Regions from separate parts of the Homo sapiens genome. Here region 1 is linked to region 2. Evidence: read pairs that join two places in POLR2A ChIA-PET (ENCODE). Cell type or tissue: PC-3. All regions are shown on one strand. Each heading gives the region's core, and the rest is flanking DNA. Links, peaks and the distances in the headings are about the cores only.

Evidence for each region. ChIA-PET counts read pairs that join two places held together with the same protein. Peaks named below come from ENCODE experiments on the same cell type or tissue, not always from the same donor. Only the 100,000 strongest peaks of a DNase experiment are listed, where the experiment ranks them.
Region 1: POLR2A ChIA-PET joins it to region 2 with 6 read pairs; 2 of 35 experiments call an interaction of 5 or more read pairs at or near these places.

What each region holds. Positions count from the first base shown.
Region 1 is chr20:51,719,706-51,728,041 of GRCh38, reverse strand. ATP9A (ATPase phospholipid transporting 9A (putative)) reads left to right here. Exons shown (of 28, transcript NM_006045.3): 3 at 2,110-2,223. Among named protein-coding and RNA genes, the nearest start is that of ATP9A, 45 kb to the left of the region's middle. In PC-3, for the core only: no CTCF peak of the experiment used is centred there; a DNase peak (open chromatin) is centred at 2,281; H3K27ac peaks cover 4,227 bases.
Region 2 is chr20:51,569,673-51,578,008 of GRCh38, reverse strand. No RefSeq gene overlaps it. Among named protein-coding and RNA genes, the nearest start is that of NFATC2, 31 kb to the right of the region's middle. RefSeq lists an enhancer at 7,160-7,660. In PC-3, for the core only: no CTCF peak of the experiment used is centred there; DNase peaks (open chromatin) are centred at 3,978 and 8,028.

The DNA.
Region 1 (8,336 bases), core at 263-8,262, 150 kb before region 2:
TGCCAATGGTCAGAACCACACTAGCACCTAGCTGCTCCCCAGGGGAGGATTTGACTGTGTTATTTTATGGAGTTGAGGTCATGTTGTGGACATAGCTTTTTTTTTTTTTTTGAGACTGAGTCTCCCTCTGTTGCCCAGGCTGGTGCACAATGGCGTGATCTCGGCTCACTGCAACCTCCACCTCCCGGGTTTAAGTGATTCTCCTGCCTCAGCCTCCTGAGTAGCTGGGATTACAGGCACGTGCTCCCATGTCCGGCTACTTTTTTTATTTTTTAGTAGAGACAGGGTTTCATCATGTTGGCCAGGCTGGTCTTGAACTCCTGACCTCGTGATTCATCCGCCTCGGCTTCCCAAATTGCTGGGATTACAGGCGTGAGCCACTGTGTGCGGCCATTTAACTTTTTAAAAATTATTTTTTATTTTATTTTTTGAGATGGGGTTTCACTTTTTATTTTTTGAGGTGGGGGACTCATTGTCACCCAGGCGAGAGTGCAGTGACATGATCTTGGCTCACTACTATCTCCGCCTCCTGGGCTCAATTGATCCTCCCACTTCAGCCTCCTGAGTAGCTGGGACTACGGGTGCATGCCACCACTCTTGGCTAATATTTGTATTTTTTGTAGTGATGGGGTTTTACCATGTTGCCATGGCTGGTCTCGAACTCTTGAGCTCAAGCCATTTGCCAACCTCGCCCTCCCAAAGTGCTGGGATTACAGGCATGTACCACCACGTCTGGACATGCTGTGGACGTAACTTTTTTTTTTTTTGAGATGGAGTTTTGCTCTGTCACCCAGGCTGGAGTGTAGTGGCGCGATCTCAGCTCACTGCAACGTCTGCCTCTTGTGTTCAAGCGATTCTCTTGCCTCAACCTCCTGAGTAGCCTATAGGTGCCTGGCTAATTTTTTGTATTTTTGTAGAGACGGGGTTTCACCTTGTTGGGCAGGATGGTCTTGATATCCTTACCTCGTGATCCGCCTGCCTCAGCCTCCCAAAGTGCTGGGATTACAGGTGTGAGCCTCTGCGCCTGGCTGGACATAACTTTTTATTTCTTTTTGCACTCAACCTTATAGCATAAGCATTTTCCGCAAAAACCTCCTCCTAAACAACAGAGCAAGGCTCCGTCTCAAAAAAAAAAAAAAAAAAAAAAAAAAAGAAATAACACAGTCTGGACGCAGTGGCTTAGGTCTGTAATCCCAACACTTTGGGAGGCTGAAGTGGGAGGATCGCTTGAGCCCAGGAGTTCAAGGCCAGCCTGGGCAACATAGGGAGACCCTGTCTCTACAAATAGCAAAAAATTTAGCTGGGCATGGTGGTGCATGCTTGTGGTTTCAGCTACTTGGGAGGCTGTGACAGGAGGATCGCCTGAGCCCAGGAATTCGAGGCTGCAGTGAGCTACGATCACGCCACTGGACTCCAGGCTGGGTGACAGAGCGAGACCTGGTCTCAAAAAACAAAACCAAACCCCAAAACACACATAACATAGTTGATGCCCCTGTGTGCCCCTCCATGTTAGATTTTACCCCTTCCCCAGGAAGTAACTACTCTTCTGAATTTGGTATTTACAATTTCCATGTATATCATTATTTACTCTTTCTTTTACAAATGATACTTTTATTACCCATGTATGTTTTTCTAAACAACATATGGAAGTGTTTAAGCTCTATGTGAAAAGTATAGTGTAAATTGTATTATAAAGCAGGATTTTTTTTTTTTTTTTTTTTTTTTTTTGAGACAGAGTTTCGCTCTTGTTGCCCAGGTTGGAGTGCAATGGTGCGATCTTGGCTCACTGCAACTTCCTCCTCCCGGGTTCAAGCAATTCTCCTGCTTCAGCCTCCTGAGTAGCTGGGATTATAGGTGCCTGCCACCACGCCTGGCTAATTTTTGTAGTTTTAGTAGAGACAGGGTTTCGCCATGTTGGTCAGGCTGGTCTCGAATCCTGACCTCAGGTGATCCGCTCGCCTCGGCCTCCCAAAGTTCTGGGATTATAGGCGTGAACCACCACGCCTGGCTGCAGGAATGTTTTTAGATGTTATTCATTTCCCACCAAATGTTCCAGATCTCATCAGACAAGCCCTGAATGTCTTTCTCTGTTGTCTCCCTCCATTCCAGGTGCTGTTCAACCAGTTCAAATACTTTTTCAACCTCTATTTCTTACTTCTTGCCTGCTCTCAGTTTGTTCCCGAAATGAGACTTGGTGCACTCTATACCTACTGGGTTCCCCTGGTAAGTTAATCGGCATTGTTTGTTCAGTAACCTTAGAGGTTTGGAAACAGAAAGTTCTTTGTTTCTCTCACTTAGGCATCTGGAATGGGATGGTGGCCTTGTAAGGGAAAGGATGCCCTTAGGCCAATACATTGGGAGTCTCTGAGACTTTAACGTTGAAGCTCCATTTCATATACCGCCTGGATCAAACTATAGCAAAGCCTGTGCCGTTCATTTATTCATTTAGCTGTTGGGTCTTGCATTATCTCAACAAGGATTTATTGTATGTTTATTGTATATGGCACAAGTCTAGACTCTGGGAACACAGAGGTAAATGAGAAAGACAAATCCCCTGTCCTCATGGATTATATCACAGGTTGAGCATCCCAAATCCAAAATCTCAAATGGTCTAAAATCTGGCCAGGCACGGTGGCTCATGCCTGTAGTCCTAGCACTTTGGGAGGCCGAGGTGGGAGGATTACCTGAGGCCAGGAGTTTGAGACCAGCCTGGGCAACATGGTGAAACCCATCTCTACTAAAAATATAAAAATTAGTGGGGTGTGGTGGGACGTGCCTGTAGTCCCAACTACTTGTGAGGCTGAGGCAGGAGAATCGCTTGAACCTGAGAGGCAGAGGTTGCAGTAAGTTGACATCACGCCACTGCACTCCAGCCTGGGTGATGGAGAGAGACCTGTCTCAAAACAAAAACAAAAACAAACAAAAAAATTCCAAATAAATAAATGTAAAATCTAAAACTTTTGAGCACTAACATGGGACTCAAACGAAATGCTCACTGGAGCATTTTGGATTTCAGATTTTTGGATTTGAGATGCTTAACTGGTAAGGATGGCACAGATGTCCCCCAATCTGGAAACATCTGCAATCTCAAACACTTCGGCTCCCAAGCATTCTGCATCAGGGATGCTCACCTTGTATTTGAATTGTTTCCTGGGATCACATTTTCTTTTTAACCAATGTAGAGTATTTGAGTGTGAGGGGTTGGAAAAGTAGCAGAATCTATGCTTTTGTGCATGCGATGTGTAGCAGAACCGAGTAGCCCCTCTGTTCCTTCCCTCGCCTCCTTTTCTTTCTCCATTGATTTGGCAGATGGTGGTTGAGCACCTGCTGTGTGCCAGGCCCTGTGCTGGGTTCTGGGGGTGCAGCAATGAACAGAGTAGACAAATATTTCTGCCCTGTGGGGCTGACATTCAGAAGGGATAGACAATAAACCAGTAAATGAAATTGTTACAAATTGTGAAAAGTGCTCTGAAGGTAACAGAATAAGGTCGTAGGACAGATGGGGTATCCCAGATACATTTAGTATTTTTTACATGAATGAAGGTGAAGGGTAGGAGATGTGAAGGGGCAGCCTTAGCCTGTGTGGCTGTGAAAGGCCTCCTGAGGAGTGATGGGAAGGAGACTATTCCAGGGGGCAGTGATGCAAAGGCCCTGCAGCAGGCATGTGCTTAGAGCATTTGAGAAACAGAAAGAGGTCCAATGTAACTGAGCTATGGAGAGGGCAGAATAGATACCCTTTTTTCTCCAAACTGAGGTATTATGAAATGCAGTTGCTGTTTATATTCTCAACAAGTGGGACCCAGGGGGGGAACGCTTGGATTCTCTGTTCATAAATCTCATTAACGTTTTTATTTTTATTTATTTATTTTTGAGATGGAGTTTCGCTCTTATTGCCCAGGTTGGAGTGCAGTGGCGCAATTTCAGCTCACCACAACCTCTGCCTCCTGGGTCCAAGCGATTCTTCTGCCTCAGCCTCCCGAGTAGCTGGGATTACAGGTGCCCGCCACTGTGCCCAGCTAATTTTTTGTATTTTTAGTAGAGATGGGTTTCACTCTGTTGGCCAGGCTGGTCTCAAACGACTGACCTCAGGCGATCCACCCACCTCGGCCTCCGAAAGTGCTGGGATTATAGGCGTGAGACACTGCACCTGGCTCTATTTTTATTTTTAATTAAAGAATTTGCTTTTAGGCCGGGCACGGTGGCTCACACCTGTAATTCCAGCATTTTGAGAGGCTGAGATGGGCGGATCAAGAGGTCAAGAGATCAAGACCATCCTGGCCAACATGGTGAAACCCTGTCTCTATTAAAAATACAAAAATTAGCTGGGCTTGGTGGCATGCACCTGTAGTCCCAGCTACTCAGGAGACTGAGGCAGGAGAATCGCTTGAATCCGGGAGGCGGAGGTGGCAGTGAGCGCCACTGTACTCCAGCCTGGTCAACAGAGCGAGACTCCGTCTCAAAAAAAAAAAAAAAAAAAAGAATTTGCTGTTGCCCAGGCTGTAGTGCAGTGTGCAATCATAGCTCACTGCAGCCTTGAATTCCTATGCTAAAGGAATCCTCCTGCCCCAGCCCCCTGTGTGGCTGGGACTACAGGCACATGCCACCATGCCTGGATAATTTTTTTTTTAATTCATTTTTTTTCCTATAGGTTATTGGGGTACAGGTGGTATGTTGTTACATGAGTAAGTTCTTTAGTGGTGATTTGTGAGATTTTGGCACACTCATCACCCGAGCAGTATACACTGCACCCTATTTGTTATGTTTTATCCCTTGCCTCCCTCCCCACTCTTTTCCCCAAGTCCCCAAAGTCCATTGCATCATTCTTATGCCTTTGTGTCCTCATAGCTTAGCTCCCACATATTAGTGAAAACATATGATGTTTGGTTTTCCATTCCTGAGTTACTTCACTTCGAATAATAGTCTCCAGTCTCATCCAGGTCACTGCAAATGCTGTTAATTCATTCCTTTTTATGGGTGAGGAGTAGTCCATTGAATATATATACCACAGTTTATTTATCCACTCGTCGATTGATGGGCATCAATCTCTACTAAAAATACAAAAAATTAGCTGGGCATGGTGGCGGGCGTCTGTAATCCCAGCTACTGGGGTTGGTTCCACGATTTTGCAATTGTGAATTGTGCCACTATAAACGTGTGTGCAAGTATCTTTTTCGTATAATGACTTCTTTTCCTCAGGGTAGAACCCAGTAGTGGGATTGGTGGATCAATGGTAGTTCTTCTTTCAGTTCTTTAAGGAATCTCCACACTGTTTTCCATAGTGGTTGTATTTACATTCCCACCAGCAGTGTAGAAGTGTTCCCTGTTCACTGCATACACGCCAACATCTACTGTTTTTTGATTTTTAGATTATGGCCATTCTTGCAGGAGTAAGGTGGTATCGCATTGTGGTTTCGATTTGCATTTCCCTGATCATTAGTGATGTTGATCATTTTTTCATATGTTTGTTGGCCATTTGTGTATCTTCTTTTGAAAATTGTCTATTCAAGTCCTTAGTCCACTTATTGATGGGATTGTTTGTTTTTTTCTTACTGATTTGTTTGAGTTCTTTGTAGATTCTGGATGTTAGTCCTTTGTCAGACGTATAGATTGTGAAGATTTTCTCCCACTCTGTGGGTTGTCTGTTTACTCTGCTGACTGTTCCTCTTGCCGTGTAAAAGCTCTTCAGTTTAGTTAAGTCCCAACTATTTATCTTTGTTTTTATTGCATTTGCTTTTGGGTTCTTGGTCATGAAATCCTTGCCTAAGCCAATGTCTAGAAGGGTTTTTCCAATGTTACCTTCTAGAACTTTTATAGTTTCAGGACTTAGATTTAAGTCCTTAATCCATCTTGAGTTGATTTTTTGTATAAGATGAGAGATGAGGATCCAGTTTCATTCTCCTACATGTGGCTAGCCAGTTATCCCAGCACCATTTGTTGAAAAGGGTGTCCTTTCCCCCACTTTACGTTTTTGTTTGTTTTGTTGAAGAGCAGTCGGCTGTAAGTATTTGGGTTTATTTCTGGGTTCTCTATTCTGTTCCATTGATCTATGTGCCTATTTTTATACCAGTACCATGCTGTTTTGGTGACTATGGCCTTATAGTAGAGCTTGAAATCAGGTAGTGTGATACCTCCAGATTTGTTCTTTTTGCTTAGTCTTGCTTTCACTATGCAGGCTCTTTTTTGGTTCCATATGAATTTTAGAATTGTTTTTTCTTTTTTCTTTTTCTTTTTTTTTTTTTTTGAGATGGAGTCTTGCTCTGTCACCCAGGCTGGAGTGCAGTGGTGTGATCGTGGCTCACTGTAAGCTCCGCCTCCCAGGTTCATGCCATTCTCCTGCCTCAGCCTCCCGAGTAGCTGGGACTACAGGCGCCTGCCACCACGCCTGGCTAATTTTTTTGTATTTTTAGTAGAGAGGGGGTTTCACCTGTGTTAGCCAGGATGGTCTCGATCTCCTGACCTCGTGATCCACCCACCTTGGCCTCCCAAAGTGCTGGGATTACAAGCATGAGCCACTGCGCCTGGCCCAAGAATTGTTTTTTCTAATTCTGTGAAGAACGATGCTCTTGGCTAATTTTAAAGCTTTGTGTAGAGACAGGATCTCATTATGTGGCACATACTCATCTCCAACTCCTGGGCTCAGGAATCCACCTACCTTGGCCTTCCAAGGTGCTAGGATTACAGATATGAGCCGACACGCCCAACTTATTAAATTTTTTTGACTAAGAGAAAGTTGTAAACATAAAAAAGATTTAGGCTCTCCTTAAAGAAACAAAAACAATAAACCTTTTTGCTGTTGGCAGTAGGTGAGGGATGATAAGGATTTGGTGTAGACGTGCTTGTGGAGTGGAGGAAGCCAGATGCTCAGGGACCAGGGAGTGGGCGTGCATACGCCGTACGTGCCATGTTATCAGACAAGTGATGCCAGCAGCTCTTGCCCTGAGAAGAGGAAGGGAGGTCATTTCTTCCACACAAACAATGCAGGTGCTTCTGAAATGACGAGAATAGTTCTTTTCTGCTCTGAGTCATTTTGGGGTGAAGTAGCATCCTGAGAGCTAGAGAGGCCCTTTATCCAAGCATCCCTTCCCCTCTGATAACAGACATTCCTGCCTGTATCAGGTGGCATGCTTAACCAACTGCCAGGTGGTGCCTGCGCCTTTAAGCACTGATATTGTGATCATCAGGAAACGGTTTTTGTTTTTGTTTTTTGTGAGACAGAGTCTCGCTGTGTCGCCTAGATTGGAGTGCAATGGCGCGATATCGGCTCACTGTAGCCATCACCTCCCGGGTTCAAACGATTCTCATGCCTCAGCCTCCTCAGTAACTGGGATTACAGGCAGCCACTACCACACCCGGCTAATTTTTGTATTTTTAGTAGAGACGAGGTTTCACCATGGTGGCCACGCTGCTATCAAACTCCTGACCTCAAGTGATCCGTCCACCTTGACCTCCCAAAGCTGGGATGACAGGTGTGAGCCACTGCGCTAGGCCTAGGAAACTGTTGGGCTTTACCTTATAAACTGAGATGCCCTAGAGCTGGGCTGATGCAGTAAAGCCCTGGGAGAATGAGAAGCTCCTGTCGGCTACTCTGCCCAGTCAGGTACAAACAGGGACCAGGAGTTGCCAGACCCAAGAGTTACAAACTCTATAGTTTTATGTGAAATACTCTAACTTCATTTTAGTTTTTTAGTTCCATAACTGTTTACTGTATACTTACATAAAAATCAAACCATAAGTTACTTTAACAAAGTTGGTCTACAATGTATATAAAATAACATTTATCATACTGCCTTTTATTGGTTATCTTTTTAAAGTGTAGTTATTTGAAAGGTAGTACATTCACATGACTCAAGAAATATACAAATGTTCCTTTTGAAGAATCTACTTCCATCCAGTTTTGCAATACTTTCATTTCTTGTCCTTCCCTCCAGAGTTGCTTATGAACAAAGTACAATGAATAAAAATTCTTACAACTTTCTTTTTATTGATTGATTCATTGAGAGTCTCACTCACTGTCACCCAGGCTGGAGTGCAGTGGCATGATCTGGGCTAACTGCAACCTCTGCCTCTCGGGTTCAAGTGATTCTCCTGCCTCAGTCTCCTGAGTAACTGGGATTACAGGTGTGTGCCATCACGCCCAGTTAATTTTTGTATTTTTAGTAGAGATGGGGGTTTCACCATTTTTGGCCAGGCTGGTCTCGAACTCCTGACCTTAAGTGATCCTCTCGCCTTGGCCTCCCAAAGTATTGGGATTATAGGCGTGAGCCACTGTGCCCAGCCCGTTTCTTCTTCCCCCCCCTTTTTTTTTTTTTTGAGACAGAGTCTTGATCTGTTGCCAG
Region 2 (8,336 bases), core at 81-8,080:
TGTGGGACCAGTGACCACTGTACCTTGAGGCCTTGTCCTACCCGGCCTGAATCAGCAATGACATGGCCCTCAGCCTGCGCTGCACGGGACCAGCAGCGAGGAATGGGGAGAAAATAAGTCAGAGAAGCAGTGGGAACGCATCTGTGGAGCCCCTGCTCTGTCTGTTAGGCTCTGGGCAGGAGCATTTGCACATCTGGTCTCTATTCCTCAGAGCCACTATTTGAGGTAAGTGTGATTATCTCTGTGTTACATGGAAGAAGACCGAATGTGTCACTTGAGACTCTTTTGGCCACAAGTAATGCAAAACCTGACTCGAACTGGCTTTAACCTTAGGGAACTGTATCTCCTCACTCTCGGGAACTTTAGGGGGAAAGTGGGCTTCAGGAATTGCATGATCAAGGCTCTGGATCTATTTCTCTGCATTTCCTTTGGTTTGCTCCCCTCTGCGTTGGCCTTGCCCTCAGTCTGGCTTTCTTCATGGCAGTAAAATGGCTACTGCCAGCAACCAGCAGCTGGGGCTCCGGTTCTCCAGGTCTCCAGATCTCAAACTCCTGTGGATGAAATAGGAGATGTTGCAAGTGACAGAATATCCAATTCAAAATGGCTTAAGTGAGGAAGAAATGTTTTTATATATGTGAGAAGCTATATGGAGTTTCCTCTAGCTTCAGGGATGGCTGGATTTAGGGGCTCAAATGTCGTCAGCAGCAACCAATCTCTTTCCATCTCCTGGCTCCGTCTTCTCCTGTGACATCTTGCGGTATAGAGTGCAGTGCACCAAGCTGGTGGAGAGCAGTTGCAGATCTTCATCCTCACATCTCAGCAGGAAATAGAGAGAACGTCTGTGTGAGAGACATTTGCTTTCCTGGCAGTTCAAACTACAGTCCTGGGGTGGATTCTCATTGACCCGAGACCATCACCCTGATGCTGATGAGGAGGACTTGGGTCACGTGCCCATCCCAAGCGCTGAGAGAGTCAGCCCCTCTCCAACTGCACAAGCTGAGAGTCAGAAAGGTCTGACCTCAAAGTAAAAATTGGGGCACTATTTCCAGAAGAAGGGGAAGGGGTGGGGCAAAGACAATGACTATGGACAGGGGCCTTCCTGCAGGGTGGATGCCCCTAGCAGGCTCACCCCCAGGCCCCTCCTCCCCAGTCTGGGTTTAGGGTCTTCTGGGACTGAAACCCTGAGACGGTCTTTCTCCTGCTGTTTCATGCTCTGACTTTTTAGCTTTAAGGGGAGAGGATAGTGGCAGACAGTTGCCCTCCCTGCGGCCTTTCATTTGTAATTCCCATTTTGGTTTTTAAGTTTTGTTCTTAAAGCTGATTGAGATGCAATTTTATACTGCCAGCCTGACTACAAGTTGAGTCAACACCATGAAACAGAATCACTTTGAGAGAATCTGACCCACACAGCCAACCTGGTGGACCGATGTGTCTTTGGAGAAGGAAAGAGAAAAAGAAGGAAGGAAGAAAGGGAAGAAGGAAAAGAAATTGTATGTAGATAAACATAATTAATGAAATGTAGACAATCCCCCAAAAGTGCTGCCCGTGTCTCCTGCTCTGTGGGCCGAGTTCTTGATTCACCAGCTCAGGCAGGGGTCCCAGACACTAAAAAGTGGGCTGTAGAAAGCACTTCTAAGGAAATGTCGAACAGTTCCCAAATGCAGACAAGTCGTGGGATCTTCCGGGAGAACTTGGATCTTCCCACATCTGTCTGCTACTGGGAGAAGTTGCTGTGCACACACATGAGCTGAGGGCTGCTACAGTTTTAGGGTAAAAAGATTGACAAATTGGCATACATTTGGCCCTGAAAATGGATGCATCTAAAGTAGCATTAAACTGTCCTCCTAGTTTTCCCTCTAGAGTTGGGGTCAGCAAAATTGGTTTTTTTTTTTTTTTTTTTTTTTAGACGGAGTCTCGCTCTGTCGTCCAGGCTGGAGTGCAGTGGCATGATCTTGGCTCACCGCAACCTCCGCCTCCCGGGTTCAAGCAATTCTCATGCCTTAGCCTCCCAGGTAGCTGGGACTACAGGCGCACGCCACCATGCCCAGCTAATTTTTGTATTTTTAGTAGAGACGGGATTTCACCATGTTGGCCATGATGGTCTCTATCTCCTGACCTCGTGATCCACCCACCTCGGCCTCCCAAAGTGCTGGGATTATAGGCATGAGCCACAGCCCCCGGCCAGCAAACTTTTTTTTGTAAAAGACCCAGATAGTAAATATTTTCAGCTTTGCAGGCCATATGCTCTACTCAATTGTGTCACTCTGCCATTATAGTGTGAAAACAGCCATAGACAATCTGTAAATAAATGTGAGTGGTTGCGTTTCAATAAAACTTTATTTACAGAAACAGGCAATGGACCAGAGCTGGTAAAAAATTTGTCAATCTCTGACCTAGACCAAAGAAATTATAGGAATAGTTTACTCAAAGTCAGGAAGCTGGTATTTTTAAAAATAAACTTTAATAAATTACAGTTCACATACAATGAATTGCATATTTTAAAGGTACAGTTCAATCAGTTTTGACCATCGTCCCAGTCAAAATACAGAACATCTCCATTGCCTTTTGCAATTGATCCCTCCTTCCCCCACCTAACCAACTATTGACTTGACTGCTACCTTGCAAATTGATTTGGACTGTTCCAAAGTTTTGAATGAATGGATTCCTACAGTGCATACTCCTTTGGTCTGGGGAAGCTAGTATTTGAGGCCTTTGTGATCTGTTTGGGGGATCTATTTGGTCACTGTCATGATTAAACTATACTTGTAAGTTTTTTTTGACACGCCACTCTTCAAAGGGCAAAGGTAAAGGCCAATTCCTTTGCCTTTGAATGTGGGCTGGACTTAATGACTTGCGTCTAAGGAATAGGATGTGGTAAAACTGACCGCTGGTCACAGCTTCTGGTTCTGCTGCTTCCCTTTCTCCTCAGTCACTCACTCTGGGAGAAGCCAGCTGCCATGTTGTTAGCACACTCAAGCGGTCCTGAGGAGAGGCCCACATGGGGAGGAACTGAAGCCTCCTGCCTATAGCCAGCACTAACTTGACAGCCATGAAAGGGAGCCATTTAGGAAGTGGATTCTTCAGCCCCAGTCCAACCTTCAGATGACTGCAGCCCTGGCTGACATCTTGACTTCAACACAATGAAGAAGCCAGAGCCCAACTAAGCAGCTCTTGAATTTCTGACTCATTGAAGTAATGAGAGATGATACATGTTTATGAATGCATCAAGACACTAAGTTTTGGACTGATGTATTATGCAGCAAGAGATTACTAATACAGTTACTGACACATTGACTCCATCCATTCATCCATCCATCCACCTACTTCCTCATTCATGCATTCATTCATTCATTCATTCATTCAACAAATATTGATTTCTTGACAATGATTTAATAGCGAACACTTCTGCATTGTGTACGGTTTTATTCTAAGCATGTTTCTTATATTAACTTACTTAGTATTGCCACTTTGCAGATGAGGAGACTTGCTCCCTGAAAGGTTGAGTCACTTGCCTACAGTCCCATGGCCCGTGGGCGGTAGATCCCAGTTTGAACACAGAGCCCATAGTGATCACTGCTGCACTAGGTGCTTCTCTCCCCTCTGCCCTGGCTTGTCTCCAGGGAGATATCTACCATGGCACCTGTGGGTTCACCTGCTCCCACATCTGTTGCCCTGCAATAGGGTGGAAGACTGTATCTTTTCTGTGTGTTGCTGGGCCCAGAGCAGGACCTCAACAGACGTGTGTTGACTGATTGACTGATCAGCTGGAGGGAAGATGGATGCAGCATGCCCTGGCAATGCAAGCCCGGGGGACCCTGAAGAGCACTGGCAGGGCCCTCTGCTGTGGATAGGGCAGCCCATCCTAGAACCTGCTCTCCCTGTGCCAAATCAGGGCTCAGAGCACAGAGAGCTCCAGAATAAGAACAACCACGCCCCTGCTCAGTGGCCCAGAGCCACCGGCTGAGGTTGGGGATGAGCTCTGTTTACCTTGGAAGGCCCAACCTCTTTTGTAACACTCACTCATTGTTGCTGGGAGCCCAAAAATACTTTTATTAATGGAAAAACAGGGATGGCTCCACAAAGAAATATTTTGACAAGCCCAGAGGAGCCAGCAGGAGGGTTCAGAGCATATCCTCAGGAAGCTGGGGTTTCTTATCTTCCAGGGAGCCCACGGAGGGGAAAAGTGCAGCACGCTTCTCCTGGCAGAGCAACCACCCCGTTTCCATGTGGGGCTCCCAGGCACGGCTTCCTGGGCTGGACTGTGCTGAGGTGGCTTTCTGCAACATGGCCCATTACCAGCTTATGCCCCACTCTGGATACAGCTCCCCAGGGCCCATTGGCTTTATTCCTGGGTCACTGCTCCATCCACGTGTTCTCCCTCATGGCCTGTTTCCTCTGAGTGCTAATGAAGGCTTGGAGCTCCTTAGACATCTTTCTGGGCTTGCCGTGGTCCCAGGCACCCACAGAGCCTAAGGTTCTTATATCTGCCAGGTGCTATTTTAAGCACCATTCCATGTGCTAACTCATTTCATCCTCACAACAGCTCTCCAATGGGTAATATTACTTTCATTTTGTACCCGAGGAAACCCAGGCACAGAGAAGTTAAGTAACCTGCCAAAGGCCACCCAGCTAGGGAGAAGCAGAGCTGGGATCTGAACACAGACCAGCTGGCCCTGGAGCCTGACTCTTTATTTTATTTTATTTTATTTTATTTCATTATTATTATACTTTAAGTTTTAGGGTACATGTGCACAATGTGCAGGTTAGTTACATATGTTTACATGTGCCATGCTGGTGTGCTGCACCCATTAACTTGTCATTTAGCATTAGGTATATCTCCTGAAGCTATGACTCTTTTTTTAAGATGGAGTCTTGCTCTGTCCCCCAGGCTGGAGTGCAATGGCACAGTCTAGGCTCACCGCACCCTCTGCCTCCTGGGTTCAAGCGATTCTCCTGCCTCAGCCTCCCGAGTAGCTGGGATTACAGGTGCCCGCCACCACACCGGGCTAATTTTTGTATTTTTAGTAGAGATGGGATTTCACCATGTTGGCCAGGCTGGTCTCAAACCCCTGACCTTGTGATCTGCCCGCCTCAGCCTCCCAAAGTGCTGGGATTACAGGCGTGAGCCACTGTGCCCGGCCGAGCCTGACTCTTAACTTCAGCTATGGCCATCTTTCTAAAGTGCATATCTGTTCGTGTCACTCAGAGTCCCCATACTCGATGGTTCTTCATTACTCTTAGAATCCATATTGGTTAGGGCACAGGTTTAGCTGTCGTACTAAAGATCCCTAGACAGCAATGGCTTAAGTAAGTTAGATATTTATTTCGCTCTCAAGAAGAATGTGGGTGGAGATCTAGGGTTGCTGTGGAGGCTCCCTGGTCATTAGGGACCTGAACTCCTTCTATCTGTCAGCTCTGTCTTCCTTAACACAGTTTCTACCTCATGGCCCATGATGGCTGCTCAAGCTCTTACCATCAAATCCATATTTTAGCGGGAAGGAGAGAAGGGAAAGTGGAGAATATGTCCCACCTCTTTAAAGGTTTGATTTCCAGCTCTTCCACTATGTGGCCTAGGGCAAGTCATTTGGCCTCTCTTGTCATCTGTGAAAAGGGGAAATATTTGAATTTTCAAAGGCTAGGAGGATTAGACAAGCTAATACATGTTGATATGGTTTGGTTGTGTCCCCACCCAAATCTCACCTTGAATTGTAGTTTCCATAATCCCCACGTCATGGGAGGGATCCAGTGGGAGGTAATTGAATCATGGAATTGGTTACCCTCATGCTGTTCTTGTGATAGTGAGTGAGTTCTCACGAGATCTGATGGTTTTATAAGGGGTTTTTCTCCCTTTTGCTGGGCACTTCTCCTTGCTGCTGCCATATGAAGAAGGACACGTTTGCTTCCCCTTCTGCCATGATTGTAAGTTTCCTGAGGCCTCCCAGCCATGTGAAACTGTGAGGTCAATTAAATCTCTTTCCTTTATAAATTACCCAGTCTTGGGTATGTCTAATGAAAACAGACTAATACACATGTCAAGCACTTGGAATAGGACAAAGTGCAACGTGAATACTCAATAAATTTTAGCGACTATGATTATGGATTGACTCTGTTTAGATGTCACTGCTCTTGAAGGCCTACCCCAGCACCCCAACGTGACCAGGTTTTGTGCCCTCCCACATATTTCTCGGCTCCCAAGCCTCCTCCATCCTTGCACTTGCCCACTGTTTTGTACTGTCAGTTGACCTCTCTCGCCCCGACTGCATGAACTCCCTGAAGAGATTAATTTCTGTCTTGTTTTCTGTCTGTATCTTCAGCATGAAGTTCAGGGCCCCATGGCAGTGCCCAGAAAACTTGTCAAATGCATGAAAAAAATGACTCTTTCTGGTGATGGCAGGCTCCCTATTTTACAGGATACTGCCTCAGGGCCTTTGCACGTCTTGTTCTCGCAGCTTGCAATGCATTTTCTCAGCTGTCTGCATGGCCAGCTCCCTTAAGCCATTCAGTTCTCCTCAGTGTCACCTCTTCTGTGAAGTCTTCCAGACCACCCTGACTAAAAAAGGCTCCTTTCCCCAGCCCTCCATATCTTCCTGCTCTCCTTTATGTGTTTTTCTTGGCACACGTCACCACTCAACTGTGTTGTCTATATTTGTGTGTTTCCTCTGAGTCTCCCCGCTAGACTGAAAGCCTTGTAGGGCAGCACCTGCATCTGTTTTGCTCGCAGCTGCATCCCAAGTGCTTGGAATATTTTAGGTACATGACAATGTCTATTGAATGAATACACAAAGGAAGAAGATAGCCTGTCTGATTTTTAAAATATAAGAAAAAATAGTCTAGCTATAGGTACTTCAGTCCTTTCCTTTCACAGGAGAGATGCTTGATGTTTCAAGGTTCACTCTCAAAAAACTGCAAACGAGATACCGCCCCGCTTCTTCTACCCACAGAGGGAGAAAGACAAGCCAAGCTGATCGCAGCCTCTAGGGCCAAAAGCCAATTCCCTCTCACTCCACGTCAGCTCTCCAGCTTCTAGGAAAATCTTCTCCATCTCTGAGGGCCGGGGCGTTCCTAGGGCTGCCGCTGGCCACTGTCACATCTCAGTTCAGCAGCTGGGAGCAGCGAGGGAGCCCCGTGGATGGGCAGGCTGTCACCGGAAACTTGCTGTCAGCAGCCCTGTGAGCTGCCGAGGAACATCGGGGTTCTCTCCAAATGCCTCAGAAACCTCCCTGTTGGGTTACATTCTGTCTTGGGGGACCCTGGGATTACCACAGTTCTTTGCAGCAGCCAGCGGCTGATTGGGAGGTAGCAAGATTCAGCACTTCTGAGTTGGAAAAAGCGGCGCCGGGTATTATTTTGGGAACAGTCAGTCATGAGAACCTCCAAGAGCTGATCAGGGAGGCTATTAAAAGCAAGACAATGTATTTTGAAACGAACCCGGCTGGGGAGACACCTCACTCTCTGCCACAACCATGGAACTGGGAGTTCTTTCCGGATGAGGTGAAACTTTCCATCGCTAGGAGATGGGGAAGGCCTCCCCAGCTGCCAGCCACCGCCCCGTTCCTTCTCCTCTGCCAACCCCAGCTGAGCACCTCACCCACCTCCTCGGCCATGTGACGGAGCGAGGGTTCTCTCCAGCGGGCTGAGCAGGTGGCCAGACCATCATGGTTGTGCCTGTCGTTCATTCATTCACCAAACATAGACAGGACCTGGGAGTCTGGCTCTGGAGCCAGGCTGCCACTCTCCACATTCACACTCTGTCGCTTACTATTTGCTGACCTTGGGCCTCTCTGCCTCAGTTTGTCCCGCCCCTCCTGCAAAATGGGGATAATAGTGGCCTTCATCTTAGAGAATTGTTGTGAGACCCAAATGAGTTAGTCCCTGTGTCCGTCACAGATGCTAGATAGGATAATTGACTGAGTACCACCCGTTCCAGACACCATGCCAAGTCCCGAGTAAGACAGACATGGCCCTATTTTCCTAGTCTAGCGGAGAGATGAGTCATAACCAAGTAAACAAACAGATGAGACAATTTCATATTGTGTTATTCACTCAACAAACATTTTTGAGGTCCGACCGTATGCCAGGCATCATTCTAGGTGCTGAGGACACGGCAGGGAATAAAACAAAGTTCCTGCCTTCGTAGAGTTGATATTTTAGTTGGGAGGCAAAGGAGACATAGAATACACAAATGAATATGTAATTTATTTGTGGTAAGTGATAAATGCTATAAAGAAATATGACAGGGCGTTGGGACTGAGATTTGTGGGGTGGGGTTGAGCTTCAGGGCAGAGGAACCTATTTCAGAGGTGAGGGTCATGGAAGAATGCATTCACAGGATGGCA